4 separate regions of the Homo sapiens genome follow, and all the other regions are linked to region 3. Evidence: chromatin loops called from intact Hi-C (ENCODE). Cell type or tissue: A673. All regions are shown on one strand.

Evidence for each region. Hi-C counts contacts between places; a loop is a spot of excess contacts. Peaks named below come from ENCODE experiments on the same cell type or tissue, not always from the same donor. Only the 100,000 strongest peaks of a DNase experiment are listed, where the experiment ranks them.
Region 1: it touches region 3 in a loop (6-fold over the local background); 11 of 110 quality-filtered maps call a loop at or near these places.
Region 2: it touches region 3 in a loop (2.6-fold over the local background); 5 of 110 quality-filtered maps call a loop at or near these places.
Region 4: a loop joins it to region 3, with 2.2 times the contacts of the local background. A loop is called at or near these places in 3 of 110 quality-filtered maps.

Annotation. Positions count from the first base shown.
Region 1 is chr1:15,023,649-15,031,648 of GRCh38, forward strand. All of the region lies in intron 2 of KAZN (kazrin, periplakin interacting protein), which reads left to right. Among named protein-coding and RNA genes, the nearest start is that of TMEM51-AS1, 120 kb to the right of the region's middle. In A673, CTCF peaks have their summits at 4,031 (motif pointing left) and 4,235; a DNase peak (open chromatin) is centred at 4,033.
Region 2 is chr1:14,410,571-14,418,570 of GRCh38, forward strand. The region is part of intron 1 of KAZN-AS1 (KAZN antisense RNA 1); the gene reads right to left. It also overlaps a transcript of KAZN not described here. Among named protein-coding and RNA genes, the nearest start is that of KAZN-AS1, 5.4 kb to the right of the region's middle. In A673, a CTCF peak has its summit at 4,988 (motif pointing left); no DNase peak of the experiment used is centred here.
Region 3 is chr1:14,110,746-14,118,745 of GRCh38, forward strand. It overlaps a transcript of KAZN not described here. Among named protein-coding and RNA genes, the nearest start is that of KAZN-AS1, 310 kb to the right of the region's middle. In A673, CTCF peaks have their summits at 578 and 3,273 (motif pointing right); DNase peaks (open chromatin) are centred at 3,316, 3,606 and 5,396; H3K27ac peaks cover 2,436 bases.
Region 4 is chr1:14,361,912-14,369,911 of GRCh38, forward strand. The region is part of intron 3 of KAZN-AS1 (KAZN antisense RNA 1); the gene reads right to left. It also overlaps a transcript of KAZN not described here. Among named protein-coding and RNA genes, the nearest start is that of KAZN-AS1, 54 kb to the right of the region's middle. RefSeq lists a silencer at 549-749. In A673, CTCF peaks have their summits at 2,406, 2,609 and 4,630; a DNase peak (open chromatin) is centred at 4,620.

The DNA.
Region 1 (8,000 bases), 910 kb after region 3:
AGCAGAGAAGTGACATGGTCTGAGCTGCCTTTTAAGGGGACAGCTCCATGGCAGGATTGATATCTACTGAAGGGTTGGAAAACCAGTTAGGAGACTACCGTGTGACCCAGATATGGGGGTGGGGGTGGGGACACAGCCCGGGTGGGTGAGCAGGGTAGTGACTGAGGAGTGGTAAAAAGGGCCCAGGTCCTGGTGCCATGTTGAAGGCAGAGCTGGCGTGGTCGGCTGATTAATTGGGGGTGGAGTATGAGAAAAGTTTGGGGGGGTGGTCAAGGAAGATTCCAGAGTTTAAGGCCAGAGCAACAGGAAGGCTAAGGCCACTGTGAACTGAGTTTGAGGGCACTGAGAAGAGCAGATTCTTGGGGACTGGTCAGGGACTATCTTGGATGTGTTAGGTTTGAGTTGCTTTTAGAGGTTCAAGCAGAGGTGTGGATGCTCTGGGCTCTGGGTCTGGAGTTCAGGGATGAGGTCCAGGCTGAAGCCTGTGGTTGGACTGAAGCCACCAATGCCCAGAGGTCAGAAGGGAACAGAGTCCAAAACGGAGCAGGCAGAAATGAGAGGAAACCAGGAACACGGGCCCTGGAGGTCAAGCGAAGACTTGTCATCACCTGCATCGCCTGCTGGAGGCAGAGCTCATCAGATGGAGAATGTGGATTCACACTCAGAGGTCGTTGGCGACCGGCATGGAAAAGCCAGAGCCGGTCCCAGAGAGGATGGTGGGAAGGAAATGGAGACGGTGATACGGTCAACCCTTTTGAACATTTTTGTTCCAAAAGGAAGAAGAGAAATGGAATGAGAGCTGGAGAGGGACATGGGATCAAATGAAGGTTTTCTGTGAAAGATGTGAGAGAGAATTGCATGTTCCAATGATGCTGAGAAAAATTCAATAGAGGGCACATGCCAAGTGCAAAGAACTCAGATGGTCCGAGGAGCCTCTTGTAGAAAAGGGGAGGCCTCAGTTTCCAGCGGAGGGAAGGCACAGCAGCAGCCAGGCTAATAGCGGGAGAGCCTGGTAGGGGAAGTGACCCTCACACTCCTGGACCTGGGGTCTCACCTCTGTGGGAAGCACAATGTCTGGGGTCTTTCCCCAGCCCTGGGCACCTTAAAATTTGAGCACTCTGGATTAGCAGAAACTTTGGTCCACTTGAGTCTTCTCATTCCTGGCTGGGATGTGGACACAGTTCACCAAGCCCAAGGCAGCTTAATAAGAACTTCAGCCATGCCGTGGCCAGCTCCGAGATCACCAGGACTGATGCTCAGGGTTCTGTCAGGAGGCACAGGGAAATCAGCATGGCCTGTCCCTCCCAGGGAGGGCAAGAGGGGACAGGCAAAGAAAAACAAGATGTCCTCTGCCCTCATGGCACAGGATCCTGCTGTCCCTGGGGCTGTCCACCTAATTCAGTCATTCATTTGAAAGTCACTATTTCCTGAGCACTTACTATGTGCCAGGCACTGCTGTCGTTGTGGAGGATACAGCAGTGAACAGGACAGACCAGGTCCCTGCCCTCCAGGAACTTAATATCACAGGTTGGGAGTGGACATGAAAATAAGTAAACTCATTAATCCTTCACTTACCTTTGGCCCAGGTGAGGGAAATAAAGTCTGCTCTTTCACCCTTAAGCATGCTGTTTGGAGTTTTTTTGCCACCATCTCACTGGTGTGAATAGACTCATTTTCTACCAGTTGAGAAAATTGGTTCTCACTTTTTTGGTTAAGTAGAATTGCCCTTGGTTCCATGGAGTATGCTGGTAATTGGCACAGCGCTGACCAGAATAGTTCTCAAACATGCCAGCCCTGATCAGGCACTACTGGCATCTGCCTCCCTGTCAGGGGCAGAGCTGGCAAACCTGCCCTGTTTCCCTCCCGTGCCATGGCAGACATCCCTAATCAACCCAGCTTCCTAGGGAGCCTAGTTGATTAGTCGTGTCTTCCCTGGCGTGTTACTGGAAAATAAGAAGCTATTCCAGATATTTGCCTTTCCTGCCCCAGGCAGGAGGTTGGAAGGGTCATGCTGACTAACTTTCCAGGGTGCACTTGGAGAGAGAGTCTATGGGTCATCTGGAAAGATCATGGGCCTGAGCGACAAAGTTCTGGGATCAAGTTCCAGGTCAGCCACTTGTTGGCTGCGCGAGCCGGTCAACCCACTTCACCTCGTGGTGAGAAGATAAAGGAAATTAACATTGTGGGGAGCAGACTGGGCGCAGTGGCTCAGGCCTGTAATCCCAGCACTTTGGGAGGCCAAGGCGGGCGGATCACTTGAGGTCAGGAGTTCAAGACCTGAGCACCACCTGATGTGACGAGAACCTGATTAACCTTTATAAAGCAGGTTAAACTTTAACCTCTTCCGAACTCACCTTACTCATCTTTGAAACGGAAAAAAAAACAAATAAACTGCTGTCCGCCCATCCCAGGACCATAAATTTGTGGCCTTGAACTTGCTGCCCTCGACTGGCCCTTTCCTTCTCCCTGACCTGGGTCTCTTCCCCGGGGCTCTTTACTTGGAAACCTGCCTATTGCTCAAGTCAGCCTGTATTTTCTGGGGCCTCCTAGAGCCTGAGCTCAGGCCTGGGAGCCACGGGGAGCTGGAAGATAGGAAGAGAGGTTAACACTGAGCACCTGCTGTATGCAGCTGAGCTCTGTCCTGGGTCCTGTCACATAGAGCCTTGCCAGGTGGAGACGATCATGCACAGCTTAACAGCTGGGGATAGGGAAGCTCAGAGAAGTTGCATGTGGGGTCTCAGGCCCCGCAGCTGCTAAGGAGCAAGTGACAAAGGTGAGGTCTGTTGGGATTTCAGAAGCTAAAAGGAAGCTCACAGACTCCAACACCCTCATTATGCTGGGGGAAAACCGAGGCTTAGAGCGGGGGAAAAAAGCAGCACCAGAACCTGGGACCCCCACCCCCAACTCTGAAGCTGTGTCTTTCTGAGGTTCTCGTCTCCCAAAATGCTCAAGGTCAGCACCCCACAGTCACTCAAGACCAGATAGCTTGTCCCTATGGCAGAAATGATTCAGCCCTCTGGATCCATGGGTTCCACATCGATGAATTCAACCAACCAAGGATCGAAAATAATTTGGAAAAAAAAAAAATGGATAGTTGTGCCTGTACTGAATATGCACAAGACATATTTCTTATCATTTTTCTCTAAACAATGCAGTGTAACAACTACTTACATAGCATCTACATTGTATAAAGTATTATAGGTAATTTAGAGATGATTTACAGTACACGGGAGGACGTGTGTAGATAATTTGCAAATACTATGTTTCATCGGGGACTTGAGCATCGGTGGATTTTGGTATTTGGGGGAGCTCCTGGAACCAATGCCACACAATACCAAGGTTGACTGTACTGTCAGCTGCCGTCTACAGATGAGGAAACTGAGGCTTAATCAAACTTAGGCAGATTCCCAAGCCAGTGCTTCTTTTTTTTTTTTTTTTTTTTTTTTTTTTTGAGACAGAGTCTCGCTCTGTCGCCCAGGCTGGAGTGCAGTGGCGCGATCTCGGCTCACTGCAAGCTCCGCCTCCCGGGTTCACGCCATTCTCCTGCCTCAGCCTCCCCAGTAGCTGGGACTACAGGCGCCCGCACCACTCCCGGCTAATTTTTTGTAATTTTAGTAGAGACGGGGTTTCACCATGTTAGCCAGGATGGTCTGGTTCTCCTTACCTCGTTATCTGCCCGCCTCGGCCTCCCAAAATGCTGGGATGACAGGCGTGAGCCACCGCTCCCGGCCCCAAGCCAGTGCTTCTAACTCAGCTGCCTTGGCCTAAGAGTTGGGAGACCTCAGCTGACTCTCTGTGCATTGGGCATTCTTGCCTCGTCTCTGGGCCTCAGTTTCCCCATCTGTAAAGGGAAGCTGAGCTAGAAGAACTCCGAGAGCCTCACATTCTGATGGGTGTTTATTAGAAGTTCAAGTTTGCCAGATTGGTTTGCCAGGCTTTCTGGCCCTTACCTGCCCACCCCTCATTTCGCAGAATGTAGTTCCTGAAGGTTCCATGGGTCAGGAACATTGCATGGAAAAGAAAGGGGGGCCCCCTGCTGGCAGCAGCTGGGATCGTCTGACGTGGACCGATTCCTCCCTCCTCACCTCTGAGCGCATGTTTGTCCAGGGTACACCCAGGCTGGAAATTTTTACAAGAGCTCCTGACCTTGCGACATCCAGGATTGGGCCCACAGTGGTTGTTTGTTTGTTTGTTTGTTTGAGACGGAGTCTCGCTCCGTCCTGTCCCACATCTGGGTTAGGGGCTGTGGCATCCGAAGCCAGAGAAGGAAGAAAGGTCTGTGGTGGGAGCTTGAGGACAAACTGAATGTCACCTCATTGTGTACCCGACAGAGCCCAGAGGCTCCTTTGTGTCGTTTTTAGTTTGTCTCCACTGGGCATTCATTCCTAAAGATTCAGCTTTTGTGTTGTCTCGGTCTTTCGCCTGGGAGGGCCCAGCTCAGAGACGTGCCATCATCGTGGGGCCACAGCTGGGCCCCTGGTTACACCCTGGTCTCAGGCATGCATGTGGCCACCTCTGAGTTGGAAAAATAAGTGCCTCCCACACACCCTCCCTCCCACCTCCAGAGTCCCCACATTCCCAGGAGCGGGCTGGTCTCATTCCATGATCCTGCAGGGCCTGCTGGGCGTGACATCACCAGTCACCATGGCAGTGGTTCCAGTGGCTTGGCTGCTGGAATAGGACCCGCGTGGGTGAGGCCAGATGATTGGGAAGTCATGCAGAGCGCTGGGGAGCTAGGAGCTGAGTCAGGAGGCCAGTCCCAGAGAAACACAGCCATGCCTTGCAGGCTGGCAGCTCATCTTGCATTAGGAGCATTTAGGGAACAGGTTTTGAAGGAGAGAAAAAAGCAGAGCTATGAGGAAGAAAGGAAGAGTTCCATTGCATCATTTTCATAGCTGTGTGTAGATTTTAAATTATTTCTTGGGGGCCCATCGCACCAGCCTCCTTGTTTGTGTAGAGTTGCAGCACCTGCCATGTGCAAACTGGATGTCGCCTCCTTGTGTACACGACAGAACTTGTGGCACCTTTGTGTTATTTGTAGTTGTTCTTCACCTGGCATTCATTCCTAAAGATTCAGTTTTTGTGTTGTCTTGGTCATTAGCCTGGCAGAGTCCAGCCCAGAGGTGGGCAGAGCGAGGAGCGCCCGTGGAAAAGAACCATGAAGTGAAGCCTCATGGGAGAGGGTAGCAGCATGACTCACAGCCTGCCCTGGTGTGTCTGTTAGGAATGTGCTGGGCTGCATGTAACAATAAACCCCCAAAATATTGGGGTTTGTTATTCTCCTGCTGTAAGGCATCCCCGGCTGGGTGGTACCATCGGGGACCCTGGCCTCTTCTGTTTTTCTTTCTCCTCCCCATTCTTAGCTCATATCTTCCATCCTTGTGCTCAAAAAAGGGCTTATAAAGAAAACTAGATTTCCCAGTGGGCATCTGTGTGCATCTTAATGGCCAGAACTGTGACACCTGCCGCTTGTAGCTGCAAGGGAGCTTGGGAAATTGAACATTTTAGGTGGACACATTCCCCACCAAACAGAATTGGAGCATCATGGTGAGGAGGAGGGTGGATGGTGCCAGTGCCAGCCATAGGTGTGAGTTTGTCTCCTCTATGAGAGCGTCAGCCTCCCACAAGGCAGGAACCACGTCTGGCTCACTCCTGTCCTCACAGCAGCAAGCCTGGCGTACAGTAGGTGCTTAATTGAACTATTTGGGGAGAGCCGCAGGTCCCCTCTTAGGCAGAAGCGAATAATCTAAAGGCACAGGCTCAGCTCTTGCTCTCAGAGAGCCCCAGGTTAGATGCAGGAGGCATAGCCTGCACCCCACCATGGAGGCAGCCCACACGTTGCACACGCAAAGCCAGGCACACGTACACACACCCCTTGGACTGCCGGATAAATGATAACAAGGATGGAGCAGCAGGGAGACCCACAGAAGCCACAAGAGGCTGCACTGCACCCCCACAAAGGCCATTTGTGAGAGGAAAGGCCTGGGAATGCCATGTTGAGGTGCTGGGGGGGTTCCCCTCCCAAGGTCTCCAACTGCCAAGAGCAGAGTCTGGAGTTTGGTTCTCATGGAGATGTGGGTAATGTAGGAGGCAATTCAGAGCCTAGGCGGGCAGGGGTCATTCATTTCCAACCAGAAAGCAGAGGCATGATTTCCCTGCCAACCAGAGGGCAGCGGTGTAAATCCCCCAGGGAGCCCATGCGACCTGCTGAGTAGCAGCTTCTTTCCACCGGAGCAGGAGGGCCCAGTGAGGCTCCAGGAAGCCACAGTGATAGCATGGCTGGGGTCAGCGCCCCTGCCCTCCAGGAGCCACTCCCCAAGCTCAGCAGTGCTCTCCTGCTACTCTCCAGCCCGCCAGCATGAAACCAGCCTGAAACTGAGTCAGGTACCCATTCCACCCCAGCTGTGCCATTAACCAGCTGTGTGGTCTTCGTTTCCCCCTCTGTGAGATGGGATGATAAAAATACTCACCCATGCACCTGCCTCTCCTAGGAGGGCGGCCAGGATCCCATGCGCATGTGCAAATGGAAATTTCCCATTCATCAGCGACAGCGGGGCCCCGGCTCTTCCTTAAGGAGCCTTCTGACCGGGATGCATCTTTATTTTTATTTTGATTTTTATGTATTACTTTATTTTTTGAGACAGAGTCTCACTCTGTCTCCCAGGTGGGAGTACAGTGGTGCAATCTCGGCTCGCTGCAACCTCTGCCTCCAGGGTTCAAGCGATTCTTGTGCCTCAGCCTCTGGAGTAGCTGAGACTACAGGCACACGCCACCACGCCCGGCTAATTTTTGTATTTTTAGTAGAGACGGGGTTTCACATGTTGGCCAGGCTGGTCTCGAACTCCTGACCTCGAGTGCTCCGCTCGCCTCTCAAAGTGCTGGGATTACAGGCCTGAGCCACCGCGCCTGGTCATACATCTTTAGATGTTGGGTCATCTTAATATGAGGTTCACCAGCAATGTGGTCGCATCATGTTAGGGGGCAGGGCACAAAACTAGCCTAGCTGTGCCGGGGCCTCCCACCCACTGCCTGAGGCCTGCAGGGCCCACCCGCTGCCTGGCAGGAGTGAAGCAGAAGAGTCCTCTTTCCATGGACTCTACCATCCCAGCCCTTTAAGGTTCCAGCCCAGCAGGCCTGGAATTCCGGCCCTGGTGACCTAAGCTGCTGCTCAGCCAAGCCAGGCAGGAGAGGACAGATCCAGCTGTGGGAGCCAGGAAGCTCAAAGCTGGAATTTAAACAGCTGCCTGAGACCTGGGGTCCCCACTGCGTGGGCCTCCTCCCCGTGGTGACATGGCCCAGCTGGCCTGCCTTCCACCTGGGGAGCTTATGTTGGACACTGGGCCAGGAGCTCAGATCCCTCAGTCCTTAGGCCATACCTGGTGTCTCCAGCTCTCTCATGTACACAGGCTGAGTCTGCAGGATTGGACGTTCAGGACAAGATGGGATGGCACAGTCATTGCCATCCCATATTCTGCCCTCAGCTAGCCTTGGGGCTGGGGACCCTCCAGGTTTAGGGAGCTTCAATGTGGAGGCAGCAGAACATAGGGTCGGGTGTCGACTTTGGGGTCAGACATGGCTGCGTGATTTTAAACAAATGACCACTCTGGCCTTGTCAGGCTGGAAGTTTCCAGAGTCATAGAGTTGCTTTGCCTCCCTAACCCCCACCACCACCTCCACAACTCCAGACACAAGGAGGCTGTGGAGAGGGGTTAGCCTCAGAAACCCCTCCTTGGTATTCTCTCCAGGAAAAGGACGGAGTGCTAGGGGTCTGGGCAAAGGCCGTGGAGCCCACCCTGCAGTCAGAGGCTGCCCTGAGTCTGTTCCGTGCACCAAGGAGCCAGCGCTGTGGGGAAGGAGAGTCTGGAGGGGACAGAAGTCATGCTGCTTCCAGGCAGCTACTCAGGGTGTGTTGTGTTGTGTTGTGTTGTGTTGTGTTGTGTTGTGTTGTGTTGGTTTGCTTTGGTTTGGTTTTAGAGACTGGATCTTGCTCTGTCACCCAG
Region 2 (8,000 bases), 300 kb after region 3:
AGGAAAAAGGACCTTCACAGATGTGAAAAAGTTAATGATCTTGAGATGGAATTCATATCCTGGATTACCCAGGCAGGCCCTGAATACAATCAGAACTGTCCTTATGAGAGGGAAGTAGGGGAGATTTCATACAGACACACACAGAAGAGAAGGGCAATGTGAAAGAGAACCCTGGAGAGATTTGAAGATGCTGGCCTTGGAGATGAGAGTGGTGTGGCCAATAACCAAAAGATGCCAGCGGCCACCAGAACCCGAAAGAGGCCAGGCATGGATTCTCCTCCAGAGCCTCCGGAGGGAGCACATGGCCCTGCCAACATCTTGATATTAACCCCAGGACACTGATTGTGGACTTCTGGCCTCCAGAACTGGAAGAGAATAAATTTCTGTTGTTTAAGCCGCCAAGTTTCTGGTGATTTGTTTCAGCATCCCTAGGAAACGAACACAACATATATGGATAGATTGAGAATGAACATCAAGTTACAGGAAAGATAAATTAAAATAAATCTACAACTAGGCACACTCCAGTGAAACGGGAGAATGCCAAATACAGAAGAATGACCTTGAAAGCAACCGGAAAAGGTACAGAGGGCAATGACCAGAATGACAGTATGTTTTTCAAAACTTTAATGTAGCCCAGAAGACAATGGATAATATCTTTAAATTGCTTACAGAAACAAATTATCATTCAAGAGTGAGGATAAAATGAAGTCATTTTCAGGCAGGCAAGGCCGAATTTCTTTTTGAGACCGAGTCTCGCTCTGTCACCCAGGCTGGAGTGCAGTGGCGTGATCACAGCTCAGTGTAACCTCCGTCTCCCTAGTTCAAGCAGTTCCCCTGCCTCAACCTCCCGAGTAGCTGTAATTACAGGCATGCACCATCACACCCAGCTAATTTTTGTATTTTTTAATAGAGATGGGGTTTTGCCATGTTGGCCAGGCTGGTCTTGAACTCCTTACCTCAAATGATCTGCCTGCCTGCCTTGGCCTCCCAAAGTGCTGGGATTACAGGCGTGAGCCACCGCGCTCCCCTGGCAAGACTAAATTTCCCATTAATAGAAGCTTGCTGAAAGAGCTGCTTCTAAAAGTTACATGCACTTCAGAAAGAAGGACTAAAACCCAGAAAGACACAGTGAGGTACAGGAAGAAATATTAAGTAATGAAATGAAAAAAACATGTGATTCAACAGAAAATCAAGCATCAAATGTGAGCTGGAACCATAAAAAAGGTGAAATGAAAATACCAGACAGTAATAACACGTAACATAAAAAGAAAGTCTATGAGTTAAAAAGTTCTGGTCTTTGTATTCAGAAGCAGAGGTACTGATTAATTTTAAATTGTATAAAGTAAAATAGACACAATTAGAGAAATTTGAAATGACAGACTGTCATTCTGGTCATTGCCCCCTGTACTTCTTCTGGTTGCTTTCAAGGTTGTTTTTCTGTATTCGGCATTCTCCCGTTTCACTGGAGTGTGCCTAATTGTAGATTTATTTTTATTTCTCTTTCCTGTAACTTGATGTTCATTCTCAGGGGGTCATAGGAAAGAGGAGGAAAGTGTACAAAGAAAAGACGTGACAAACAGCAAGTGCAAATTAAGATGGGCAAAATAAACCTCAATGCATCAGGGCATAAATCTAAGTATATCAAGTATCATAAAAATGTAAACAAATGAATCCCACTGTTTAAAACACAGAAGCTCTAATGAGTAAACAAGATCTATATGCTCTATGCTTTTATAAGAACAACCAAAATAAAAGTACTCACATATAGAAGAATTAGGAGAAAAAACCCCAAACTTTCACTACTTACAAAGTTATCTGCATAGAAAACTCAAAGAATTGACATACAAACTGATAAAACTGAGAACTCAGCAGTTTTGCTGAGAACAAGCTCAAGTATACAAAAATCAATTGTATACATTAGCTAAAAAAATTAGCAAGTAGTTCTAAAAAGATACTATATGCACTAGCAATAAAAACTTAAAGGTGTCTAGGAATAAACTTTTATGGAGAAATGTATGAAACTTTATTAAAATACATAAAAGAAGAGGAAAAAATCTAGAGAAAGGAAGGGCTGGGTGATAGCTCCTGTTCATTAGTGAAAAGAATCAATATTATAAAATGAAAATCCCCCTAAACCAGTCTATAAAGTTAATATAATTTTTATCAAGAATAGAATTATAATAAAATAATTTTTCATGGAAGTTATATATGCAAAAGCAAAGACACAAAATAATTTTTAAAAAGAACAATATGGGGAGGGGATTTTCTGCCTGGATATCAAGATATCATAAAATTGTAGTCATGAAGACACTGTGATATGGACTCAGAAATAAATCAACTGACTGAAATAGGATGCTCAGATTTAATCCTATATATAATACATAAATATATAAAATGTATAAATATATAAAATATAAAAACACATATATAAATATATATAATAAGTTATTTGTATTTATATATTACATAGGATTAAATCTGAGCATTCTACTTTGGGTCATTGATCCATTTGTTTATATATAATATATTACATATATATGAACTTAATCTATGATAGTAGATTAGATACCTACTAGATAGAGATTAGATATCTATTAGATAGAGGTGACATCATAAATTAGTGAGAAAAAGATGGACTGACAATAAGTAGTACTGGGGTTGCCATTTTTCCATACGGAAAATAATTAAATTAGACCTTTACCTCAATACAGAAAGAGAGAAACCTTTAAAATGCATTTGGCCAGGCACTGTGGCTCACGCCTGTAATCCCAGCACTTTGAGAGGCTGAGGCGGGCGGATCACGAGGTCAGGAGATCGAGACCATCCTGGCTAACACAGTGAAACCCCCTCTCTACTAAAAATACAAAAAATTAGCCGGGCGTGGTGGCGGGTGCCTGTAGTCCCAGTTACTCGGGAGGCTGAGGCAGGAGAATGGCGTGAAACCGGAGGCGGAGCTTGCAGTGAGCCGAGATCGCGCCACTGCACTCCAGCCTGGGCAACAGTGTGAAACTCCGTCTCAAAAGAAAAAAAAAAAAAAAAAAAAAAAAAACGCATTTAAGAGAAAATATAGGAAGACTACCTTTATGACCTCTTGGTAGAGAATTGCTTTTGGAAACACAAATGACAAAGAAAATATGGTAATCTGAAGACATTAAAATTAAAATCATCTAGAAAACAAAAGCTACTGCAAACAAAGTAAAATGCAAATCACAGAGTGAGACTAGATACATTTTAAAAATTAGCATCTGGAATATACAAAAGTTATATCCACAATTCAGTGAGAACATGACTCAATAAAATGGAAGGTAAAGGGTATACATTGAAAGGTCACAAAAGACAAAATACGAATGGCTTCTAAGCATATAAAAAATGTTTGACCTCATTAGTAATCAGGGAAGTGCAAAGTAAAACAAGGAGATCTTTTCATTCCGATCATGCCTGGCAGGAACCTTCTCCCCAGATGCTACAGGCAGGAAGCCAAGGTGGAGAAATGTCCAAGGCCCATAACATGCTTTGCACTAGATGGGCAAAAATTAAAAATGACAACATCAAGAGTTGGTGAGGATGTAGAGACATAGGAATTCTTACACCCTGTCCATGGAAGAGCATGGTTTAATTTACAGCGGAATTTGGCAATATTTAGTAACACTAGAGATGTTCATGTTCTAGTTTTCAGCATTTCCATTTCTAAGAATATACGGAAAAGACTCCCACGAGTTCCCAAAGTAACTGGTAAAGCCAAAGAGTATTTACTGCAGCACTATTTGTCATAGGAAAAAAAAAAAAAAAAAAACCTTTTATAGTGGTGGGGGAGAGGAAGGAGCCAAGAATCCACTAACCAAAAAATAAATGAGTAACTTGTAGTGTACTCACATAATGTCATACAACAGTTAAAATGATTGAACCAGGACCACATGCATCAACATGGATGAAACTGTAGAAACATAATGCTTAGCAAAAAATAAGTTTCAGAATGATTTATTCAGCATGATGCCAATGTAGTAAGTTTGAAGAAATGTAAAACAATCTTGCATGCACATACCGTGTGTGTGTGTGTGTATGTGTGTGTGTGTTATACGTATGTAGCAAAAATAGAAAACCATACATAGGGATGATAAACATCAATCCCTCTGGGAGAGTTGGAGGAGAATAAGATCAAGAAGGAACACAGAGGCCAGGAGCAGTGGCTCACTCCTGTAATCCCAGCATTTTGGGAGGCCGAGGATGATGGATCACCTGAGGTCAGGAGTTCGAGACCAGCCTAACCAATATGGTGAAACCCCGTCTCTACTAAAAAATACAAAAGTTAGCCAGGTATGGTGGTGCACACCTGTAGCCCCAGCTACTTGGGAGGCTGAGACAAGAGAATTGCTTGAACCCAGGAGGTAGAAGTTGTAGTGAGCCAAGATCACACCACTGCACTCCAGCCTGGGCGATACAGTGAGACTGCATCTCAAAATAAATAAATACGTACGTACATACATACAAAAAAGGAACACAGAGGGAGCTTCAATTGTATCTACAAAACTTTAATCCTATTAAGCAAGTAAGTAAAGCAATTAGACATCGTGTTGAAATGTAGCAAGGTCGATGATGGATCTAGTGTCAGCTACATTATTCTCATTATTTTCCTTGTCTGCCTGAAATATTTCATTATAAAATATTTTTTTAATTAGTAAAAGTAAATACAATCCAGAGGCTGTAGTATTAATCCGGACAATATGTAGATTAGGCTCACTAGGATTAGGGAAGAGGTTGAAGATGGAGAAGTAGACAGAACCATTATATATTTTGGAGGTAAAATTGAGGGTTTGGGTAAATTTGCTGTCTCAGATGTAACAGGTATGATAGATGGGGCCACTGTCCTGTCCCTATTCTGTGGACCTTTTTGGGTGCTCCAGCTGATTTCCAACAAACAGTGTCTCATGACTGGGCTGAGGGTTCTTCCCCAGTCCTCGACCCCCACCCACTGAAGTCTGTGCTGCCCCCAGGTGGTAGACCAGACCTGCTAAGGAATGCAGCCATCAACCAGTGGCCGTTAAGAATGAGTATGTGAATACCCCAGCTCCCTCGCCTCTGGACTGGGATCATGCAGAGGCTTGTGCTGTGTTGTGCAGTTTCCTATGGCATTCAGCAACCCATGGCAGCAGGTGTAGTAGTAAGTAGGACATTTTGCCTTCCCTTCCCTTCCCTGACTCCCTTCCCTACTTCCCTACCAGTATTAGCCCCGCTTCCCCCAAAGAACCCCTTGTGCTTGTGTTGTTGTCTTGGATCAGCTTCTGGAAAAAATGTACTTGAAAGCAGAAGGCGTGCTTCCCAAGCATGGCCACCCAGCACCTCCATGATGTCACTTTCAGTCTGGCAAAGGGATGAGAAAAAAGACAAACTCCAGGGGCTGTAGTCAGGTGAATGGGGAGACACCACATGCAGGAGATGGAAAATGCAGCTGAGGGGCGGAGGCAAAAATGGGCTGCTGAAGAGTTTGCAGAAAAAAGGCACTGCTCTCCTGCTTCATGAACTTAAGTGAAATTCCGAGGAGCAATGGGCAGCTGCAATTTTTTTGGCTCTGGGGCTGTAGTAGCATTTGCAGCAGTGCCTCATTCAGGGATTCCCTGGACAGAATTAGGAGCTAAGCACCCCCTGATTATGTGTCACCTTACATCTAACTCTAGGGGACCATCATTTATATGCATTCACATTCTAGACATGTCTACAGAACAGGACTTGGCACTGATGGATTGTTTGGGTATAAAATATTACGGAATGTCACTAGAGAGTGACTTCTTGATACAGAATCAAGTAACAGTTGGGTTTCTGCAAAGTGACATTTCAGCAGTAAATTAGAGAACATTTGCCTTGATAGTAATATAAAAAATGAGTTGGTGGCTGGATGCAGTGGCTCATGCCTATAATTCTAGCACTTTGATAGGCCAAGGCAGGCAGATCACCTGAGGTCAGGCGTTCAAGACAAGCCTGGTCAACATGGTGAAAGCCCATCTCTAATAAAACTACAAAAATTAGCCGGGCATGGTGGTGGGCACCTGTAATCCCAGCTACTCAGGAGCCTAAGGCAGGAGAATTGCTTGAACCCAGGAGACAGAGGTTGCAGTGAGCTGAGATCACGCCACTGCACTCCAGCCTGGGTGACAGAACAAGACTCTGTCTCAAAGAAAAAAAAATAATTGCTTAAAATTTTAATTTTATTATATATAAGCAAAAAGGGAAAAAAAACCCAGCTGCATGTGGTGGTGGCCCATGCTTGTAATTCCAGCACTTTAGGAGGCTGAGGCAGGAAGATCACTTGAGATCAGGAGTTTAAGACCAGCCTGGGCAACATAACGAAACCCTATTCTGCCTATATATGTGTGTGAGCGTGTATATGTGTATGTGTGTATACATATGTATATATGTGTATATATATGTGTGTATGTATATATATGTACACACACACACACACACACACACACACACGTTAACCAGGTGTAGTGGCATGTGCCTGTGGTCCCAGCTACTCAGGAGGCTGAGGTGGGAGAATAGCTCGAACCTGGGAGGGAGAGGTTGCAGTGACCCAAGATTGCACCTGGGCAACAGAGCCAGACTCTGTCTCAAAATAAAAAAAAAAAAAGGAAAAAACAAAGAAAAACAATAATCCTAGGTACTTTCTGCATGTTATTATTCCATTGATGAAATCACACTTCACCATTAAGAAGGGCAATTTTTAAAACGCTAAATCCATTGCACCAGGCTACTGAGTGAACCCAATTGTTATCGAGAGCAAAAGTGTTACAGTGAGGTTCTTCGCCATTTCTCTGGCGGCTGATTTGGAAGGAAAGATACTTAATTTGACTTCACCTTCACAGAAAGGTGAACTAAGAAGCCTATAAGGAAACCAATTTCAGCTGCTCAGTCTACAATGTATTTGTCCAGTGCCATGGAGTCAATGAAACACATCAGCTCAAATGACAATCACTGAAGTGAGACTGGGATATTGGCCCCTCCTGGCTGGTTGGAGTCAAACCAGAGAAACAGGTGGCTACTGTACGCACAGGCTGTACAAGGAGACCCTAGGAAAGAACAGCCTTGGTCTTTGGGGCCATCAGAAAAAGACTGTCATCTGAAATTAAACCACAAGAAACCTACATCGGGCCGGGTGTGGTGGCTCACCCCTGTTATCCCAGGACTTTGGGAGGCCAAAGCAGGCAGATTCCGAGGTCAGGAGATCAAGACCATCCTGGCTAACATGGTGAAACCCCATCCCTACTAAAAATAGAAAAAATTAGCCGGGCGTGGTGGCAGGCGCCTGTAGTCCCAGCTACTCGGTAGGCCGAGGCAGGAGAATGGCGTGAACCCGGGAAGCAGAGCATGCAGTGAGCAGAAATCACACCACTGCACTCCAGGCTGGGCGACAGAGTGAGACTGCCTCAAAAAAAAAAAAAAAAAAAAAAAAAAAAAAAAAAAAAAAAAAAAAAAAAAACCTACATCGAAAGATTTGCCATCTCTAGACATGTCCCCTCCCAGGAGATGATCCATACAGAGTTACCAGTGGAACCACGGCATATCCTGTGGGTCCAATGGAGGCAAGAATTTCTAAGAATAAGAACCTTAGATCTTACTAAAGGTAGTGTTGATGAGATATTAGGAGCTCAAATTCAGGAAGATCTGAGTTCAGATTTTTAACTCCACAAGTTCCTAACTATATGACCCTGGCAGGCTATCTAACCTCTCTGAGTGTCCATTTCCTCCCCAGGAAAGTCTCAAGCCATGCCGGCTTGCTGTGATCAGTAAAGGAGATAATATGCATAAAGTAGTTTGCACTGTGCCTGGCACATAGGAAGCACTCAGGAAACAGTGGCCACTACTTTTATTATTACTGTCAGCATGTAACCAATGGAAATAACATTCTACCTCTATGTTGTAAGTTTTCGGGTGGGAAGTGATTTTGTTCTTGGTGCAAGGAAAAGAATATTGAAAATTAGGAACCAGTCAGAATTTATCACCAT
Region 3 (8,000 bases):
GTAAAATACACCCTAGGTTTCAGGCTTAGTACAGGGAAAAAAAAGACACGTAAAATATCTCATTAATATCTTTTTATATTGACTACATGTTAAGATGACAATGACGATGTTTTGGCTGTGCTAAATAAAATATATATTACAATTAATTTTAACTTTTGTTTGTGTGTGTTTTTTACTTTTTAATGAGATTACTAGAAACTTTTAAATTGCATACACAATTTGCATTATATTTCTGCTGGACAGCATTGCTCTAGATAGCATGGGAAATGATGTGGGGGTTAAAATGGCCCTGGATGACTCCTGCCTTCAGTGGAAGTACATCAATGTCCTGAAGGAGGTGGAGGATTCATCAATATTCATCCACACAGCAGACATCCATTGAGGGTCTATGCTATGCCAGACATTAGGCAAAATGCTAGAGATAGGGGGACAGCAGGATAAATAGAGTTTCCACCCAGGGCCTCTGCATCAGGGCGCCTAGCCACAGCACACACGCGGGCTGCAGTCCAGGATATGCCGATCCACTAAGCTTGAAATTGCATGGGGATCCTGGCTGCTGAGCAAGGGGTGGGCAGGAAGGAAAGAGTGCCTCCTAGAGACAGATCTACACTGTAGAAATAAACAGTAAGACTTTGGAGGTTGCACATTGGAAAAGTGAAGGAACTACTGATCTCTATATGCCCTGTGCTTGGCACATAGAAAGCTGGTGATAATTGTGCACTGAGTACTAACGTCAGGCCCAGCAGAGTCCAAAAGGACTGGGGCAGCATTGCTGCACTTGAAGGAAATGGTTCGTTTTTCTCATTCATACGAAAGGGCTGTCTCTCTCCCAGCTGTGCTTTTTGAGGGTTGCATGTGCACCTTGTAAAAGAGCCTCTGATTCCTCACCAGCCCTGTCTGTGCCCTTACAGAGCAGGGGCATTGAAAGTCCTGCACACCTGCGTTGTCTCTGGACTCCACACCTGATGCCCCAACCCTTTGCCTAGATTCTTTTCTTTTTTTTTTTTTTTTTGAGGTGGAGTCTCGCTCTGTCGCCCAGGCTGCAGTGCAGTGGCATGATCTTGGCTAACTGCAACCTCGGCTTCCTGGGTTCAAGCGATTCTCCTGCCTCAGCCTCCTGAGTAGCTGGGACTACAGCTGCGCACCACCACGCCCGGCTAATTTTTGTATTTTTAGTAGAGACGGGCTTTCACCATATTGGTCAGGCTGGTCTTGAACTCCTGACCTAGTGATCCACCCACCTCGGCCTCCCAAAATGCTGTGATTACAGACGTGAGCCACCACGCTCAGCCCCTTTGCCTAGATTCTAACTTCTGGCCTGGATTCCTGAGACTGCCACCCTCCAGGCTTAGAGGGTCTGCCGCAGCTTTGCCATATCTGACTGCTGACTTCTGACCCAAGGCTGGGTCTGACCTTACCTACTGGCTGTCCACATCAGGCAAGCCAGTGAGGTTTCTCCTTTGTCCTCTTCTTCTCTAAAAAAGTCCCACTTATTTGCTGTCTTCCTGACTCTCTCTGCTAGAAGGTGAGCTCCTGATCTGGTGTGTTCATTCGTGTATCTGCAGCACTGAGAACACTGCTAGCTCAGTCTGGATGCTGTGTGACCATATGGTAGTGAGGACAAACCCACCACCGTTACTTGGGTGAGGAGCTGCCTGCATCCCTCCCACTCCTCTTTGGCCACTGTGGGTTGTCAACAGTCTTGATTCCAAGAAGTGATGTCCTGGCTTTTAGGAGAAAGAACTTTGTTGGGAGCATGGCAGACACTCTCCTCTCACTCCCAGGGACCCTCACCCTTGTATGATCACTTCTCCATTCAGTGTCGGTGTAGGGGGAAACTGTGACTCTGATAAGATGTCACTCCCATGATTATGTTCCCTTACATGGAAAAAGGGAGATGGATGGAATGGGCCTGGTATAATCACATGAGTCCTTTCAAAGCAGGGAGTTGTCTTGGCTGGTAGTAGAAGAAGTCAGAGACATTGGAGGCATGAGAGAGTGCAGTCTTGGCACTGATGACTAGGCTGGCTGTGCTTCTTGTTCCTGCCATGCCCTTTGCCTTGGTTTTGTCTCTTGACCTTTTCCAAGCTGCCACACTCTTTACTGCATCCCAGCCTCCAGCCCTGTGCCTAGCACATAGAAAGCTCTAGATAACTGTTCAGCCCAGCAGAGTTCAAAGTGCTGTGCGGAAGAAAGGCAGTCTTGCCTGTCACTAACTGCATCCCTGGCTTTGATGGGCAAAGACTTTGCCCAAGTGTCTAAAGTGACACATCATTCCCCTGCTCATTAGAGATGAGGAGTTTCTTCACTTTTTCAATGTGCACCCTCCAAAGTCTTGTTTATTTCTACAGTGTAGATTTGTCTCTAGGAGGTGCTCCTTCCTTCCTGCCCACCCCTTCCTCAGCACTGGGGATCCCCATGCAATTTCAAGGCTGGGCAAGTCAGGTGACAGCAGTAAAGTCACTCATTTCTTGATTCTTTCTCTGGCATAAAAGCCATACAATCCCTGTCTCTTAGGGAGTTGGGGCTGGCAGAGAACAGAGATGTTCAGTGGCAAATACCCTGCCAACCTTGTGATGTGTGGCGAAAGGATGACTGGGTGGGAAGAGCCAGCGTCACACCACATTCTCAGCTGAGTTTTCCAAATTCTGTCTTTACATAGGTCGTGACAAGTAAAGCACTTTCCCCGAAAAATGCAGGCGTACAATTAGCCCAGGCCCTGAGATCTGAAAGAGAAGGAAGGTGACCGGAGACGTCATTTATTACGTCCTTCCCACGTACTTGGTATTTTTCCAAAAACTTCCATGTTTGAGTTGATTATCCTGTTTTACAGAAAAGGAAACTGACACTTAAAGAGGTTGAGTCACTTTCCCCAAATTGCACAGCTAAGAAATGAAAGATCTGGACAAGCACCCAAGTGTTCTGACTGCAGAGTATTAGCTCCTTCCTGACCACGGTGCTGGGGTGTCTGAGCTCTGTCCAAGCTCCATGACCTTGGAAAACCATTGAGCCTTCCTGAACTCAGTTTCTTGTCCTGTTCTATGAGGATTTACATGAAGACTCAATGACATTATTTATGCCAAGGGCTTTGCATGGTGGAAACTCTTGAACAACAGTAGAGCAAAGACGCCAGTGGGGCATCTACTGGCCAGTGACCTGTGTGTGGCCGTCTGAAATTAAGGGGTGTTTGCCTGGAGTCTGCCCCCTTGTTTGGGTAGGAAGGGAAAAGCTCAGTGGTGGTTTTGGTGGAGGCCACAAACTGGCAGCAAACGTCCAGGGGAGGGCACTCTTCTCTCACAGCTCAATGAGTCCTCCAAGGCCTTGCAGTGCAGCTTTTAAGAGGTGCAGTCAGCCTTTTAGAAACGCTGAGCCCCAGGCCAGCCATGGCGGTGGCAGAGCTGCATGGGAAGCATCCCTGGACCGATTCAGTGCCTGGTTCTTCAGGGCCACAGCAGCAGACGGCCCCATTATTTTCAGGCTACACAGACAAGTGCATGTGGGTGACCGAATATGTCATGTTTCAGCTGCTGCGTGGGGGGCCGGCATTGGGGGGATCAGTGCACTTTTGAGGCAGGACTTTGATGCTCCCCATGGCTCTCTTTTAACCCTGGGGATCCCTGGGGAGGCAGGATATGACTCTGGCGATTTGCAGAATCAGGAAGGAAGTGGTTTAGGTGTTTGAAACCACACTCTACTCTCCAGCCTGGAACTCTCTCGAGCCCCCTATTCCAGGCATCCAGATTGTGTCCTCTCTTTGCCCACCCCACCGTCGATGCCCCCCATATCCTCCATATCCAGGCCGACTGCCCCACATTTCACTCTGTATTTGAAAAGCCCTTCCTTCTTCCTCCCTTCCTTCTGCATTCCCCCATTCACCATTAACAATGATAATGGTTTGATAGATTTATCTTTTCACATATCAGGTTGGAAAACTGATTAGATGGAAACTTTCAATACCTTGATCTCTAAAAGTGATGACACACTGTCATTCTAGACACAGTGTCAGTATATTTTCTAATCTAATATTCATTGCAAGCTTGCTGCATACTAGAAATGCTGAGCCCTCTAACTCCATCCCCACAATGATTCCATAAGGCAGGTGCTGTTACCGTTCCCATTTATAAATGACACAACTACAACCATAGAGGGTACATTTTCCCAGAGAGGGTAAATTGGTTCACTTGCTTAGTGTTTGGAGGTGCTCAGTCTCTGACCCAGGTCTATTGTGTACAAACCCCACCTTCTTAGCCACTGCTCCTGTGCTGGCTCTGTTGATGTCTGCCTTAGTCAGCCCAGGCTGCCATAACAAAGTCCCACAGACTGAGTGGGTTAAAGAGCAGACATTGATCTTCCACAGTGCTGGAGGCTGCAAGTCCAAGAGCAAGGTACCTGCAGATTCACTTCCTGGTGAGGGCTCTCTTCCTGACTTGCAGACAGCCACTTTCTCACTGTGTCCTCACATGGCAGAGAGATACAACAATGTCTCTCACTTCTTATGCAGCCACAAATCACATCATGAAGAACTTACCCTTATGACCTCATCTAACCCTAATTACCTCCTGATATGGTTTGGCTGTGCCCCCACCCAAATCTCATCTTGAATTCCCACATGTTGTGGGAGGGACCCAGTGGGAGGTAATTGAATCATGGGGGCAGGTCTTTCCTGTGCTGTTCTCATGATAGTGAATAAGTCTTATGAGATCTAATGGTTCCAAAAAGGGAACTTTCCCTGCACAAGCTTCTTCTCTTTGCTGCTATGTGAGATGTGCCTTTTACCTTCCACCATGATTGTGAGGCCTCCTCAGCCATGTGGAACTGTAAGTCCATTAAAACCTTTTACTTCCCAGTCCTAAGCATGTCTTTATCAGCAGCATGAAAATGAATTAATATAGTAAATTGGTACCAATGGAGTGGGATGCCACTGAAAAAATACCCGAAAATGCGGAAGCGACTTTGGAATTGAGTAACAGGCAGGGGTTGGAACAATTTGGAGGGCTCAGAAGAAGACAGGAAAATGTGGAAAATTTGGAACTTCCTAGAGACTTGTTGAATAGCTTTGCCCAAAATGCTGATAGCGATACGGACAATAAAGTCCAGGCTGAGGTGGTCTCAGACGGAAATAAGGACCTTCTTGGGAACTAGAGCAAAGGTGAGTCTTGTTACGTTTTACCAAAGAGTCTGGCAGCATTTTGCCCTTGCCCTAGAGATTTGTGTAACTTTGAACTTGAGAGAAATGATTTAGGGTATCCGGAAGAATAAATTTCTAAGTAGCAAAGTATTCAAGATGTGACTTGAGTGCTGTTAAAGGCATTCAGTTTTATAAAGGAAGCGGAGCATAAAAGTTCAAAAATTTGCATCCTGACAATGCAATAGAAAAGGAAATCCCATTTCCTGAGGAGAAATCCAAGCTGACTTAAGAAATTTGCGTAAGTAACAAGGAACCAATTGTTAATCCCTGAGACAATGGGGAAATTGTCTCCAGGGCATGTCAGAGGTCTTCAAGGCAGTCTCTCCCATCACAGGCCCAGAGGCCTAGGAGAAAAAAGTGGTTTTGTGGAACAGGCCCAGGGTCCCCATGCTGTGTGCAGCCTAGGGATCTGGCATTCTCCATCCCAGCTGCTCCAGCCGTGGCTGACAGGGGCCAACATAGAGCTTGGGTCTTGGCTTCAGAGGGTGCAAGCCTCAAGCCATGGCAACTTCCATGTGATGTTGAGCCTGCCAGTGCACAGAAGTCAAGAGTTGAGGTTTGGGAACCTCTGCCTAGATTTCAGAGGATGTATGGAAACACCTGGATGTCCAGGCAGAAGTTTGCTGCAGGGGCAGGGTTTTCATAGAGAGCCTCTGCTAGGGCAGTGCAGAAGGGAAATGTGGGGTCAGAGCCCCCCACATGGAGTCCCTACTGGGATGCTGCTTAGTGGAGTTGTGAGAAGAGGGCCACTGTCCTCCAGACCCCAGAATGGTAGATCCACTGACAGCTCCCACCGTGTGCCTGGAAAAGCTGCAGACACTCAATGCCAGCCTGTGAAAGCAGCCAGGAGGGAGGCTGTACCCTGCAAAGCAACAGGGGTGGAGCTGCCCAAGACCATAAGAACCTACCTCTTTCATCAGTGTAACCTGAATATGAGACATGGAGTCAAAGGAGATCATTTTGGAATTATCAGATTTGACTGCCCTGCTGGATTTTGGACTTGCATGGAGCCTGTAGCCCCTTTGTTCTGGCCATTTTCTCCCATTTGTAATGGCTGTATTTACCCAATGCTTGGATTGTCTGTAGGAAGTAACTAACTTGCTTTTGATTTTACAGACTCATAGGTGCAAGGGACTTGCCTTGTCTTGGATGAGACTTCGGACTGTGGATTTTTAGTTAATGCTTGAAATGAGTTAAGACATTGGGGAACTGTTGGGAAGACATGATTGGTTTTGATATGTGAGGACATGAGATTTGGGAGGGGCCGAGGTGGAATGATATGGTTTGGCTGTGTCCCCATCCAAATCTCATCTTGAATTCTCATGTATTGTGGGAAGGATCTGGTGGGAGGTAATTGAATCATGGGGGCAGGTCTTTCCCGTGCTCTTCTTGTGATAGTGAATAAGTCTCATGGGAACTGATGATTTTAAAAAGGGGAATTTCCCTGCGCAAGCTTCTTCTGTTGACTGCTGCTATGTGAGACATGCCTTTCACCTTCCGCCATGATTGTGAGGCCTACCCAGCTACACTGAAGTGTAAGTTCATTAAAACCTCTTTTTCTTCCTGGTCTCAAGTATGTCTTTATCAGCAGCATGAAAGTGGACTAATACACCTCCCAAAGGCCCCACCTCCAAATACCATTACACTGGGGGTTGGGTCAGCAGGTCTGAAATCAGGGGGTGGGGAGGTAAAAGGAAAGATGGGCCCCTTCTAAAGACAGGCATAACCCAGATCTGAATCCCAGATCTGCCAGTTAGAGATGAGATGAGCCTGGCCATGTCACTTAGCCTCTCTGATCTTCTATATCCTCCCCTAGTAAGTAAGACTGGTGATGATGATGGTGGGTGCCTCACACTGTAAGGGGTTCTTGTTGCAGGTAAATCACTGACCACTGCCTGGCTCATGGTGAGGACTGAAATGTTAGCTCATGAACTACCCAAATGAGAAGGCCCAGTCTGGTTTCATTGGTCAGGTGGATGGTGTTAATGATTCATCATTGATGAGCACCCTTTGCTATTTACAGAAAGGTTTCCCACATGTGAGCTCAGCTGCAGTTGCACTGCTCACTCTTCTGCTGCCTCTGGAACCTAATCCCATGGTCCAGGGGCTTGAGACCGGGGCGTTGCATGGGGCAGCTCTATGGTGGGGTCACCATGGGAAAACCCAGCTTTGGAGGGCAGCTCACAGGTGACCACATTCTCCTTTGCAGTTTCTCAAAGAATGGTGAAAAGGCAAGATTTAGATTCAAATTCAACTTGTATTCTTACCTACCAGGTTCTGGATTCTGTGCTAAATACTTTACTTATACATAAAATGTTATTTAATCCTTTTAGAGAGAAACAAATCTATCAGTAGGGGCCAAGGCTCTAGAGGGTTTTTAAAACAAAATAGATCAAACCCTACCATCAAGCAGGAACATGTTATTCATTCTTCCCCCATCCCCTTTTCATCATCAGGGATTTGATAGTTATTCTCAAGATAAGGTGGTTTGAAGACCTGGATGCCAGCCTGCATCCAACTCTTTTACTTCTTTCTTTGTCTTGCTCAGTGAGTCTCAAATTTTGAAGTGTATAAAATTTACTGTACATTCCTGAAAAAACAAAACCCAAGGCCAGGGCACTGTATAGGCAATGGAAACCATGTAATGGGGTAATTTTTGCCTTACATGCTGACCACAGATACAAACCCTTTCTTTGAAACAGAACATCACAAGGATGTTCACCGAAGAGATCTCAGAATTCATCTGGTTGAATCATGAGGATGTTCACTGAGGAGATCTCAGAATTCATCTGGTTGAATCTTCCCATTTTAC
Region 4 (8,000 bases), 250 kb after region 3:
AAAGGCTTTTTTGAGGAAGAGACTATTGGCCTGAGATCCTCATAATGAGAAGGAAAAGTTAAGGCAAATATGGGAACAAGGAAAGGTCCTGTAGCCAGGGGGTCAATGGCACATTTCAGAAACTGCCCAAAAGCCAGTGTATTAGTTAGCTATTGCTGCATGACAATATTACCATAAACTTACTGACTTATAACAACTCACATTTATTATTCCACCGTCTCTGTGGGTCTGCTGTCCAGGCACTCTTCAAGGCAGCATTCAAGATGTCAACTTGGGCTGGGGTCTCATCTGAAGGCTTGATTGGGAAAGGACTCACTTCTAAGTTAACATAGTTGTTAGCAGCATTCAGTTTCTTGCATGTTCTTGGACAAAAGGCCTCAGTTGCTGGCTGTTGACGAGAGTCTGTCCTCAGTTTTTGTGATACGGCCTTCTTCATAAGCAACTCACAGTGTGGCAACTTGCTTTTTCAAAGCCAATAAGAGAGAGACTCTTAGCCTGACAAACATTGCAATCTTATGTGACACAATCATGGAAGTAACATTTCAACACCTTCACTATATTTTGTTAGTAGCAAGCCACAGGTCCTGCCTATGCTCAAAGGCAGGGGATCAGACATGAGGATGAATGCCAGGAGGTAGGAATCACAGGGCTGCTTAAGAGACTGTCTCACTGCCAGAGCAGCTAGAAGGCTAAGATACTCTGGCCCTATTACACACAGGCATTGCTCCAGGCTCTTTATAAAGACTGTGTAGCTTAATTCCCCCATCAACACTTTAAGATCAGAATTAGTATCCCTATTTCTTAGGTGAGGAAACCAAGCTTCTAAGAGGCTACATCATATTTGCCAAAGTTCCCACAGCAAGAAAATAGCAAATCTAGGATTCAAACTCAGACCTATTTGACTCCAAGGGGTATATTCTTTCTCATTCACTACCCTGCCAATATATATATTTGTCTCTATTTCATCCTTTGGAGTGATTTTACATATAGAGAAACTGAGGCAGGAAGGGGGCTCAGCCTCCATGAGGTCCCCCAATGGCATGATGGCAAAGGCAGCACAGAACTTTGGATCCTGTCTCCTAGCCCATGCTGTATCTCACCTCATTTCTCCTCCTATGAAGAAGCAGCTGCCTTAAATATAGACCTTCAAGAACTGGCTCTCTGGCTCTAGAAGGCTCCAGAGCTTCACTCCAGGGAGCCATGGTTGCATTTTTTAAACGAAATCCAATTCAGTGCCCATAAAAGTCCTCATCATCTTGCTAAGGTTGGCAGTTGGGGACTCTGAAATAGCTGAAATCTCTATAAACTACTCCTGGAAGGCATCCACTTTAGCCTGGTAGACAGAAAATCATCTGCAAAATGTCAAGATGATGTTTAAACATCTCCGTCTCCCACCTCACAGTCGGAAGGATGTTCTAAGGGCCTAGTAGGTGCAGCCAGCCCAGACGGAGTGTAGCTAGGCTCACACCCACCCACCCTCTGGCCGTGACTCATTTTCCCTCTAATCAAGGAAACACAACCCCAAACAATGGGCTGCTCAGACTTCATAGTTTCTCATTTGTTACATGGGAGGAACACAGAAGTAATGAACAGAATTTTGGTTTTCTGTTCCTGGATTTCTGAAACAGGTTTTCTCAGCACTGTCTTAGTGAAAAATAATACATCAAAAGTTACCTTCCATTCATGTTTCCAACTCTGTCCCTTTAGAGGGGTCAGGAAACTTTAACCTATGGGCCAAATCCAGCCAGCAGCTGGGTTTTTTATGATCTTAAAGCAAAAGATGGCTTTAACATTTTTAAAGGGTTGTAGAAAGAAAGAACAAGAGACAGTGACCATATGTGTCCTGCAAAGCCAAAAATACTTCCTGGTCCTTTACAGAAGAAGTTTGTTACCCCCTGCTCTAGATATTAGTAGTGTCCTACAAAAAAGGGTTTCTACGGTCAAATAATTTGGGGAACCACTGGATTAAACACCATAAACGGTTGTGTATTTTGCGTGTATGTGTGTATGTATTTTTTGGTAAATGCATGCCTTATCAGAGCCTTTACTCACAATATTTTTTTTTTTTTTTTTAATTTGGAAGAGAGAGATATAGCAGGTAATGTTTCTTACAATGTTTCTTACTTTTCTTTTGCCTCAGTACCGTTTTCATGTGGGATGTGGTTTAGGAACTGCGTTGTGTTAAGGCCCTTTTCATTAGAGATGTGTTGTTGACAGGATCATGGAGGTCATGCCCCCGGCACTAACTGGTTGCACATGTACCTTTTGGGTCCTTCTGCCGCTGATGCATCAGAGCTGGAAAGCATGCAGTTAAGAGTAAGGGCTCAGGAGCCAGAGTCACTGGGTTAAAACTCCCTCTACCTGCCACTTGTGGAACTAAGGGGAACACGATTTACTAATCTATGCCTCAGTTTCTTCCACTGCAAAATGGGGGTAATTATAGCCGCTGCCTCCTAGAGCCACTACAACGATCGAATGGGATAATGTTTGTGAAGCATGCAGCATGAGCACTGGCACACACAATACATTTCTGAACAAATGTTCACTACTGTTATTATTCATCTCTAAAATGGGAATAATGATGCTGGCCTAATAGAGTTATTTAGCATAACAGTATATAGGAAAGGGATCCATAAAGAGGAAACAGCAAATTTCCCTAGAAAAACATGACCACCATCATTCTAAGAAAAAAAATTTTATTTGCCTAAGGGATATATATTTATTTCCTGGGGCTGCTATAATAATGTACCACAAACTGGGTGACTTAAAACAACAGAAATTCATTCTCTCTGAGTTCTGGAGGCCAGAAGGTGAAAGACAAGTTGTCGTCAGGGACATGCTTCATCTGAAGCTTCTAGGGAAGAATTGTTCCTTGTCTCTTTCAGCTCCTGGTGTTCCTTGGCTTGTGGCCGCATCACGTCAATCTCTGCCTCTGTCTTGCATGGCATTCTCCCTGTGTGTGTCTTCACTTCATCCTTCCTCTGTTTTTTTGTTTTGTTTTGTTTGTTTGTTTTAGAGAGAGGTTCTGACTATGTTGGCCAGGATGGTCTTGAACTCCTGGCCTTAAGTGATCTTCCCACCTTGACGTCCCAAAGTGCTGGAATTGTAGGCATGAGCCACCATGCCCGGCCCCCTCTCTTTTTTTTTTTTGTGACGGAGTCTCACTCTGTTGCCCAGACTGGAGTGCAGTGGCACCATCTCGGCTCACTGCAAACTCCGCCTCCCGGGTTCAAGCCATTCTCCCGCCTCAGCCTCCCGAGTAGCTGGTACTACAAGTGCCCGCCACCATGCCTGGCTAATTTTGTTTTTGTATTTTTAGTAGAGACGGGTTTTCACCATGTTAGCCAGGATGGTCTCAATCTCCTGACCTCATGATCCGCCCGCCTCGGCCTCCTAAAGTGCTGGGATTACAGGTGTGAGCCACCGCGCCCCGGCGCCCACCCCCTCCCCCCGGGGTGGGGGGGGGGGGGGTCTTTCAAGGTCACCAGCTGTGTTGGATTAAGGGCCCACCCTACTCCAGCATGACCTCATCTTAATTAATTACATCTGCAATGATTCTATTTCCAAATAACGTCATACACTGAGACCCTGGGGGTTAAAACGTCAACATTATCTTTTTGGGTAATGCAATTCAACTCATAACTGCAAAGTTTTGCAACCTCGGCACTACTGAAATTTGTGGCAGGTAATTCCTTGTGGTGGGGACTGTCCTGTGCATTGCAGGATGTTTAGCAGCGTCCCCAGCCTCTACTCACTAGATGCCAGGAGCACCTTTCCCCAGTCATAACAATCACAAACGTCTTCAGACATTACCAAATATCCCTTGAGGAGCCAAATTGCCTCAGTTAAGAACCTCCGGGTTAAAAAATAATACTTTCTAGACTAACTCAAAACAAAAAGACTTCCTCCAGTGGGACTGCAGAAGTGGCTAATACAGCAGTTAGGTCATAAAGTGTAGATAGATATTCCTCTTATGGCATATTGCTAATAATAACGACTCAAAATTTCGCCTTGCCCAGCAGATCTTTCTGATGAGATAGATTTCCCTACCTGGAGGCCACAGTTATTATTGTTAGTTCATACACGAGTCATAGCCTAAAATGTAAATTGCTTGGAAATACAGCAAATCTGGTGACATAATAAAAAGGAAAATCGATTTCTCCAGAAATACACATCTGTTCATTAAAGCTGTCTGGTAGTCCATTGCAGCTGTTCCCATTTAAAAACTAAAGATCTAAACATAATCCTTTACAGTGGAAAGTTAGCAGAGAAGATATTCATAAAAGTCTGTGGAAATGGTTTGGCAGTTAAGTGTGGTTTATTTTTGTCTATGGCTCTTATGGAACCCTCTGAACGTACAAATGAAAACTGAAATGTCGTAGCTCATCTTCATTGAAGCTGTTGGCTATTCAGGGTGACCAGTTCAAATCTTGCTGGGACAGTGCAAGGGGTGACAAGTTTCCCGGGCAATTAAATGGTCAGTCTTTCTCTGTATATAGGAAACTTGGAAGATTTTCAAGAAAAGTATCATAGCTGTGAAGCAGGATATCTTTCCTAAGCCCTTCACTGGCGGGAACTGGAGGGCGGGCACTGGAGCTAGCCAGCTGCTTCGGCGCCAGCAGGGGCAGACTCCATTCACTCAAACTTGCTGCACTTAACCCCTTGTGGGAGGGAACACACAAGTGTGAGCGGGTGCAGGAGCCGTGGGCGAGCACTTTTGTGTGCCAGCGGGAAGAAACGCCGCACCAGCATTTAGAGGGGTGCCCACCATCAATGAAGCCCCAGAAGGCATGTGTTACAGTGCTCTTTGAGCTCTGCCATCCACGGATGGCTTAAGTGTTAACAGCTCAGTAGACTCTCTGCCTTTTCACATGAGGTGGCTGCTTTCCACCAGCAAGGGCAGATGGTCAGTGTGACAGCCTTTTGCATCTGCACCCCTGGTACCCAAGCTCTTGTTCAGCATCCAGGAAAAATCAGGTCTCACAAACGAATGGAAGGGCAGTGAATGCAGAGGATCTTATTGCCAATGAAAATGGCTAGCCGGGCACAGTGGCTCATGCCTGTAATCCCAGCACTCTGGGAGGCCGAGGCAGGCAGATCACGAGGTCAGGAGTTCAAGACTAGCCTGGCCAACATGGTGAAACCCTGTCTCTACTAAAATACAAAAATTAGCGAGGCGTGGTGGCACGCGCCTGTAATCCCAGCTACTTGGGAGGCTGAGGCAGGAGAACTGCTTGAACACAGGAGGCGGAGGTTGCAGTGAACTAAGATCACACCACTGCACTCCAGCCGAGGTGACAGAGCAAGACTCTTGTCTCCAAAAAAAGAAAAAGGCTCTCAGCGGGAAAGGAAGCTGGAAGGGAGATGGAGCGAGAAGGTATTCTTCCCCTGAAGTCCGGCTACCTGCAGCCAGACTCTTCTCTGAGGTCGCACTGTCAAGCTGTCCCTCTGAAGGCAAGCTACTTCTCTCCAATGTCCAACTGTAGCCTCCAACGTCCAGCTGCTTCTCCTCTTCTCTCTGATGGAGCCTGGGGTTTTTATGGGGACAGGATGGGGGGCGGGCTGGGCCATGGGTGGTTTTGGAAAAGGCAACATTTGAGCAGGAAAATAGGGGTGTAAGTTCTCACTTTGGACCATGGTCCCAGGCTTGAGGGTGGAGCCCTTGCCTCCAGCCTACTGGTCACCCTTGTCGTTTCTCTGGCCATCGGACTGCAGAGCCTGGGCTGAATCAGTAACCATGTCAACATCACCCCACCCCTTCTCTTCTTGGCTGCCATGCCTACCAATCAAAAGCTGAGCCCTAGACCAGCTTAGTGCAAACACAATGTTGTCCAGCGGTGTTGCGTGATTTGATGGCAGGAGGCAAGCAGGGGAGTCCAGGGAGACTCCTGCCCCCTAAACATGCACACTCACCTGTGCTTCCATTTTCAATGTAGTCCCTAAGTGCTGCCTTCTCTCAGATCCTTGGAGACTTTTCAGTTTGATTGTATCTGAACCTTGACCCCTTTATATCTTTCAAAATGAACCAGGCTACGTAAAAATGTAAGAAGCCTGAAAGGAGAAAGTGGGATAGCGAGAGCTTGAAATCTAAGTTCACATCTTGGTTTCACCCCCAAGCTAGGGTTTCCTTACTTGCGAACGTGGGGTTTGCCAACCAGGTCTACTGTGAAGATCTGCCTGATGGATTTTTCTATCTGTACGTGCAGATACAACACATAACATTATCTAGGGGCATTCAATGTGTTTGTTGACTGCTATGAGGGTATACGGTGCAAGGAAAGAAAACAGGAGCAGGGACAAGCTTGGCTTCTCAACCACCATGTGGCATCTCTGTGTGGCTCTGTAAAGCAGTGTTGTCTTTGGAAGGCAGCAGTGACCCCAGTGTTTACAGACGGGATGCATCCCTGAGAGCCGGATTTTAGCTTTGTGCATCACTCAGATGCAAGCAGCTGTTTACCTAGAAGTGCATTTTCACTTCGTGTTTGTTGTCAGAGTGTTTATGAATGATCCATCCATTAGGCACTCCCATGATGTGGTCATCAACAAAGCTTCTAGGTCTCTGACCATTTTGCCAACCGTACAATCAGCTTTCACAATTTACACATAACTGAAGCCTGCTAACAACCCATGGGACCTAGAGAAACAGCTTTCTTGATAGCTCAGATGCAGAATGTGGGGATCTGGGTAATTTACATAGATGGGTGTCACCTGTGATGCCTCCTCCCTCCTAAGCCTCTGGCTCAATCCTACCTCAGGCTGTTGGCTCCTTGGAGTTCTTGGCCTGGACTACGACCATGCACCCAAACTGAAGAAAGAGAAGGCTTCGCTTCAACTTTCAACAATCGATTTTTATAGTGTCTAAAGCAACTCACTCAATTTACAGCCCTTTACTTGTTAAACAATCCATCATAAAAGAGGATTAAGGGATGGCCAGGTAGAGAGGTACTGGCTTTTTTTTTCTCCAAGTACATTAACGGTGCCCGTGTTAGGTAGTTCTCTCCAAGTATATTAATAGTACCTGTGTCAGGCAGGACCATTTCTGGTCCTGATCTTATCCGGGTCACCTTTCTTTGGTCCACATTTCAAACAGTGGCTAATAGGGAGCGCTGGGCTTCCCGGGAGTTGAATAAATAGTATTGACTTTCATTAGCTCACTAGCAACTGCTAGAGATGGAAGGTGTCTTACACCAAGATGTGTTTCTGCAGCGTAGCCTCAGGAAAGAATCAGATGGAGACACATTTCTAAATGCAAAATAAGAGATCCTGAATCAGAACATTTCCTCTCAGGAGAAATGTTCTCGATTTTGTGTGTGTGTGTGAGAGCAAAGCAGCCACTGCTGTCTGGGTGGCAGAAATGTCAAAAATGTATCGTTCGCTCTTCAGTTTCCTCGCTCAATGCCAGGTCATTAACTTTAACACTATCCAAGTGCTTGCACGACTGTATTTACCTTAAAGGATGTGCATGAGCCTATTGTTTAAAATGCAGCCTCCACGAGAAATCTGTGGAGAAATCTGTGGAGCTGAAGCTAGTCCGCTTCAAAGAAGGAGCCTTGAAATGTGCTAGCCAAGATTTGTGAAGCGGCTTCTCCATCTGGAGAATGGTAAAAGGGAAGAGGGGCATTTAGAAGGAAGAAAAAATGGGGAAAGGGCAGACTGGACGGGACCTTGTCTCCTGCAAGGCCATGATGGGTTGCGAATGATGAATTGCCCTTTAAGGGCAGCCTTGTTTAACAAAGACACAGCACATCTCTCGAGGAAGGTATTTAGCAAAGAGGAAAGCTGAGCAAGGATCCAAAGGAAATAAACCTGACCACAGCCCTTGTGCCAGTTATGCAAAGTAAGCCCAACGTCCCCATGCACCTGTAGGGGAATCTGGAACTGCTTTCAGGTATGCATTCCACTAAAAACATGTAAATCTCAAAGAAGCAAGCCATTGTTACAGTAATTTGTGTTTTCATGATGGTGCTTAGTCTAAGTCACTATCAATGTAATAGCTAAAT